2 separate regions of the Homo sapiens genome follow, and region 2 is linked to region 1. A link is a loop called in an ENCODE intact Hi-C map of the cell type or tissue named here. Cell type or tissue: PC-3. All regions are shown on one strand. Each heading gives the region's core, and the rest is flanking DNA. Links, peaks and the distances in the headings are about the cores only. Region 1 has its middle 6.7 kb from the start of KRTAP17-1. Region 2 holds the start of KRTAP2-3 (keratin associated protein 2-3).

Region 1 (2,916 bases), core at 130-2,629:
CCCCTGTGATCCAATCACCTCCCACCAGGACCCACCTGCAACGCTGGGAATTAACAACTGAACATGAGATTTGGGCAGGAACACAGATCCAAATTATATCACTGGGTATACATCCAAAAGAAAATAAATCGTTCTACCAAAAAAACACACATCCACTTATATGTTCATTGCAGCACTATTCACAATAGCAAAGACATAGAATCAGCCTAAATGCCCATCAGCAGTGGACTATGTAAGGAAAATGTGGCACACATACACCATGGAATACTACCTGGCCATAAAAAAAAAAATCATGTCATTTGCAGCAACATGGATGCAGCTGGAGGCCATTATCCTAAGTGAATTAATACAAGAACAGAAAGCTAAATACCATGTGTTCTCACTTACAAGTGGGAGCTAAACAGTGAATTCACATGGACGTAAATATGGCAACAATAGACACTGGAGACTATGAGAGGGGAAAGGGAAGGAGAGGAGCAAGGGTAGAAAAACTAACTATTGGTTACTATGCTCACTATCTGGATGATGAGATCAATTGTACCACAAACCTCAGCATATATACCCAGGTAGCAAACCTACACGTATACCCCCTGAATCCAAAAGAAAAGTTGAAATTATTTTTTTAATTACTCTCCAGAAAAATTGTCCTCATTTGTGTTCACTTCACAGTGCCTTCGCCAATATTAGTTGTTATTTTTAAAATCTCTTTGTCAATTGGGTAGGCCAATTATGAAGTCTCATTATAGTATTTATTTGTACTTAGTAATTATCATTGCATATTTTTATAGGCCACTGTTATTTCCTTTTTAGAAATTATCTGCTCATTCTAATTAGCTACCCATCTTTCCCACCTTACTTATATGAACTTATTTTATTATGCCAGGTATATTAACTTTTCGTTGTGTCACTCACACATGTTGCAAAATTTGTCCCAGGGTGTATCACTTTCTTTTAGTTGTGTCTATATTTTTACGCACAGAAATTTCTTTCTATGTAGGGAAATCTTTTTTTCCTAGTGTTTTGTTTCAAAAGTTCTCCTCCATCCCCAAATCAGACAACTATTTGCTTTATTTTCATCTATTTTATGGTTGTATTTTTTATACTTAATGCTGCTATCCATCAGGAATTTACTTTGGTGTGTGGCAGATACTGCTTTACAAAAAAAAAAAAAAATCCTAGTTTTCCTAATTGGGGAACTTGACTGCCTATTAAATGAAGTTTGCTGACAAGATCCTGCCTCTACAAAAAATTAAAAAATAAAAAATTTGCTGGGTGTGGTGGTGCATGCCTGTAGTCCCAGCTACTCAGAAGGCTGAGGCAGGAGGATGGCTTGAGCCTAAGAGCTCAAGGCTGCAGTGACTGAGCTCAAGGAGCCATGATCAAGCCACTACACTCCAGCCTGGGCAATGGAGCGAGACCCTGTCTCTAATAAATAAAAAAAATAGTTTCTGTACAAGAAAGAACAGAATGTAGAGATCAAAAACGCAATCATGTCGTCTGTTCTGGCAGCCTCTAGTGTTCATCTCATGATATTACACAAGCAGCTTCTAGTGTTTCCTTTAGAAGCACTCACAAGACAGGCTCTGACACTAGATTCACCAGAAGCAACTCAACAAAAATTTGGTTTGATGAGAGAAGCTTATTATATTTACATGGAACTAATTTAAACCATGCATCCAATTAACGATCTCTTAGCAAAGGAGACACATTATCAGTCCCTCCCTCATGCCAGGCCCTGCTGTGAGCACTTTATACGTGTTTTCTTGGTTAATGCTCAAGATAGCTCAACACAAGTATTAATATCCTTATTTTGTGCATGAAGAAACTGGAGCTCATGGTGATCAATTACTTTACCCAGACAATGCAGAGCTTGGATTTGAACCCAGATCTGTCTGTTTCTGAAGCCCATCTTCCCTCCTCTATGTCTGGCTTTCTGAGAGAACCACAGAAAATTGCAAAGGCCCTGAGGCAGGAGCGTGATTGGCATGCTTGAGGCCCAGAGGGGAAGTCTGCATCTGGTCTGGTCTGGTGTGAGCAGGGGAGAGCGGCAGACAGCTCAGGGGAAGAAGAAGGCCCAGGTTCAATGACCTGAGGCCGTTGCAAGGCTCTAGCTGTCACTCAGAGGAGATGGAGAGCCAGCAGAGGGTCCTGGGTAGAGGAAGGCTCAGCTGTGGCTCAGGCGTTAACCATTCACTGCCCTCTGTCCTCTGCCTTCAACCCTCAACTTTTTGCCTCTCCACTCCACCATGCTGGGTGGGGAGGGCTGAAGTTAGGGAGCACCCACAGAGGCTCTGATGCTGGCCCTGGGACCCAGGAGTGAGAGTGATGAGGAACTGGCTGCACACATGAGTAGGGCAGCCGGATCTGGCCAGAGAAGCAACACATGCACCCTTTATCTTGGACCCCTCACCCTGGCTCCCTCTGAGTTGCAGGGATGCCCAGCTGGGCTGCCAGCGGACATGGGGCCTCACTATGCTGACATCTACAAAGGCACTGATCGCCTTGGGATTCTGCAGTGAGTCCTCATCCCTTAAAGCACCAATCTCAGCTCAGGGATGGGTTTTGCCCTTAGAAAGGCCTTTCTGAGGCAAGATGTGTCTACCTGGCTCCAGCCAACCTCCTTTTCAGGGCCAGAACTCCTCCCTGGCACCCCTGCAGGTCCAGCCCATGGTCGTTGTTAGGCCAGAGGTGCGTGGCCCATCTAGGGAGCGTGGTTCATCTAGGGAGCGGGTGGGAATGGAGAGAGGGCTAGGTCAGGCCCCTGGGCTCTCAGCAGTTCTGTCTCCAAGTTAGCACAAGAGGAGGGGGGCAGCCTGAGGGTCTGGCCCTGTCCACTTTCTGAGATCCAAGGGTTGTGGCCACAGGGTGAGGGGATGCTTGGCCCAGCCTGGGGGCAGTTGTCCGGCAGATCTCTGA
Region 2 (2,916 bases), core at 104-2,603, 260 kb before region 1:
TAAAACCTGCGACTCGAAATATGAAGGTGAATCATGAGATGATCAGATTTATTTGAAATGCTATTAAAATTATAGACCTTCCACCTGAGTTGTTCCTATTCTAAAGCTCAAAAATGGCCCTTAGAAAATCTCTCCTTTCGTTCTTCTGGTTCTGCATGCTGTAATGTAAGCTAAATATGAGCTTTTGAAGAGCAATAAACAATAAATAAAAAGAAATGTTTGCTTCCCCAGAAATATAATTTTATTTTTTTTTACAGTGCAAAAATACAGCATACAAATAGTATTATCCTGGAAGAAAAAAATCTCATCTGAGAACCTTGAAACAGTAGAAAAAAGGGTGATGAGTCAGTGGGACAGAGTTCTATTCAAGAGGAGCTTTGATTTTTATTTACTCGTTTTTTTTTTCAAGCCAGGAATTCGAATGATGAAAGCTGGAATTTTTCTCAAGATTGTCAGAGAGGGCCAGGATTAGCTGCATAATTATGTGGGGAAATAGATAGGATGTTATTGTTGAATTCGTGCTTGAGGATCAGCTAGGCTGCAAAGGTGGAGTCTCTCATCTGATCCAGAAGGGGTAGAAGAGTCTGCACAAGCTTCTGTGCACCTGGGAATGTTTCGTGCGTTGAGAGGAGAGGTGGGGTCTCAGCAGGAGGAGGTCCTGCAGGTGGTGCTGCAAGGGGTCGGCTGGCCGCAGGGAGGCCGGCAGCAGGGGGACTGCACAGACACAGGCTGGCAGCAGGTGGTGGCCCAGCAGCAGGGCCTGCACACCACAGCCGTGCACGACGAGGGGCAGCAGGTGATGGGGCGGCAGCAGCCTTCCTGCAGGGAGCAGGGGTCGCAGCACACCGGGCGGCGGCAGGGCTCGCAGATGGGGCGCGTGCAGCGGGGCACGCAGGTCACGGGGCGGCACACGGTGGTCTGGCAGGTCACGGGGCGGCAGCAGCAGGGGTCGCGGCAGCAGCAGGGCTGGCAGCAGCCTCCCCCGTAGCTCAGGGAGGACAAGGTGGAGCCGCAGCAGGAGCCGGTCATGGTGGTGTCTGAGGCTGGTGTGGGTTGGGCTGTTGAGAGGAGCTGGATGTTCTCAGGTGTGAATGTCCTCGTTCCACTCTGGGCCCTTTATATATCCTAGCTGGATGCTGATGACCCCCAGGACATGAGGTCATTTCCTGGAGTTGTAGCTGCCCGTTGAAATGAGAACTCTGGATTTAACTGCTGAGGCAGCGATCCCTAAATCACTAAAGAATGCTTTGTTTTCTACCTGTCTACTTTTTCCCTAGAACGGAATACCTGGTCATGTATATCATCAGAACAATTGCTCATCTATCAGCTAGTCCTTCCAGGCCATGCCATGTGAGAAGGTGCAAGTTTGAAGAATCCAGCCACCATCACACTTTCCTCTTGTTCGCTGCCATCCGTGACTTAAGCATGGGACTGGAATGTTCATGAGTCACAGGCTGGGTTTCTGATTGGCATTGAGATCAAGCAAGAATTTCTTAAAAACCAAAATGGCTCATAAGAGCAGATGTGTATTGATTCTGCTATGGAAAGAATGGCCCAGTGTTTAATGACACAGTGCCTAACCTTGTTTATAAGAAAATCATCACCAAAGCTGCTAGACTGATTTTATTTTAGTAATCTGAGTTGGTTTATAACTCATTAACACTTATGAGACACTTATTATGTAGATGGTACTGTACTATTTGGGGGTGGAGGGGGAAAGGAAAGAAAAATAGCTTTCAAATAGTTTCCTATCACATAGTAATCATAACTTTTAGTAAGGCAAGACAAAGATAAATCAAGCAATTAAAGGGAAAGAACTTTTCTGGGAACAATAAGGTCAAACTAAATGGGGATTTCATTCATTCTGTGCCTTTCTGAATGCCCTTCCCTGATTATTGACCTAGAAATAAAATTGAAATTGGGCTATTTCTTGCTTTCTTGCTTTGACATATGCACTTTGTATTACATACTTAAAAATCTATGGACAATATCTACAAAGGAATCAATTATCTTTCTGTCACAGCTTCTTTAGTTTGTTGGCTGAGGGTTTTGTTTGTTTATGAGGTGGGAAGGTGGCATTATGAAAAAGACAAGGGGAATTAGTTTAGCTGGTGACCAATAAAATAGCTTTGTCTTTTCCAGCCATAGCAAAGATGAATAGGAATACAGAAAATAAATTTAGAGTTGGAAGGTAGATTAAAGATAACATTGTCCAAGGAATGCTGATGGTCTTCAGTGCAAATTTACCTCTGAGGTGTGTTTTGTTTTGTTTTCTCTTTTTAAAAATACACCCTTTGGTCTATCATATCCCTGATCTTTGAAGTCCTTTGAGTCTATGATCCATCATAGTCCATCACAGTTTTTGGAAGACCAGATTTACAAAATGAATTCCTCCAAAGTCGTACGGATCAAAGAGTGGCAAATATTTAGCAATACCACAGGTCTTCTGTGGAGTAGAAACACTGGTGATGTCTCCCAGTCTTTTTCCAACTCGGAGTCACTCAAAATAGATAACATGTAGCAGTAGTTATTAAAAAGTTTTATTCCCTTTAGTGAAATAAAATAAGTACTCACTTGATACATGGTTTAGCATTCTGTTCTTTGTTTTGGAATGTATACAGAGATGCCAAACTAAAAAGAGAAATATGTCTGTAAATCCACTGCTTTTGTTAACAAAAGAACACAGTACTAAGAAATACTGTTTTCTAAAATTATAGGCTGTTAGAAACCTTGCTCTTCCAAGCCACATCAGTAAGAAGGAAACATTTCACTCTTGCCTAGACAGGATCTAAGTCATCTGGACAGAGAAGCAACCTCAGTACCCAACCCAGGTACAGAATTTCAGACAAGTGACTTGCAGACACAACATTCCCCATTTGTCTCAACTATACAGTTTCCAGTGAAAGAGGACCATAA

Evidence for each region. A loop is a pair of places that touch in the nucleus more often than their neighbours do. Peaks named below come from ENCODE experiments on the same cell type or tissue, not always from the same donor. Only the 100,000 strongest peaks of a DNase experiment are listed, where the experiment ranks them.
Region 2: a loop joins it to region 1, with 10 times the contacts of the local background. A loop is called at or near these places in 6 of 110 quality-filtered maps.

What each region holds. Positions count from the first base shown.
Region 1 is chr17:41,320,996-41,323,911 of GRCh38, forward strand. It overlaps the pseudogene TBC1D3P7. Among named protein-coding and RNA genes, the nearest start is that of KRTAP17-1, 6.7 kb to the left of the region's middle. In PC-3, for the core only: a CTCF peak has its summit at 1,524; a DNase peak (open chromatin) is centred at 1,526.
Region 2 is chr17:41,059,022-41,061,937 of GRCh38, forward strand. KRTAP2-3 (keratin associated protein 2-3) reads right to left here and starts at 1,093. Exons shown (of 1, transcript NM_001165252.2): 1 at 219-1,093. The coding sequence starts at 1,029. The coding sequence ends at 643. RefSeq lists enhancers at 263-837, 838-1,412. In PC-3, for the core only: no CTCF peak of the experiment used is centred there; DNase peaks (open chromatin) are centred at 430 and 1,400; H3K27ac peaks cover 2,500 bases.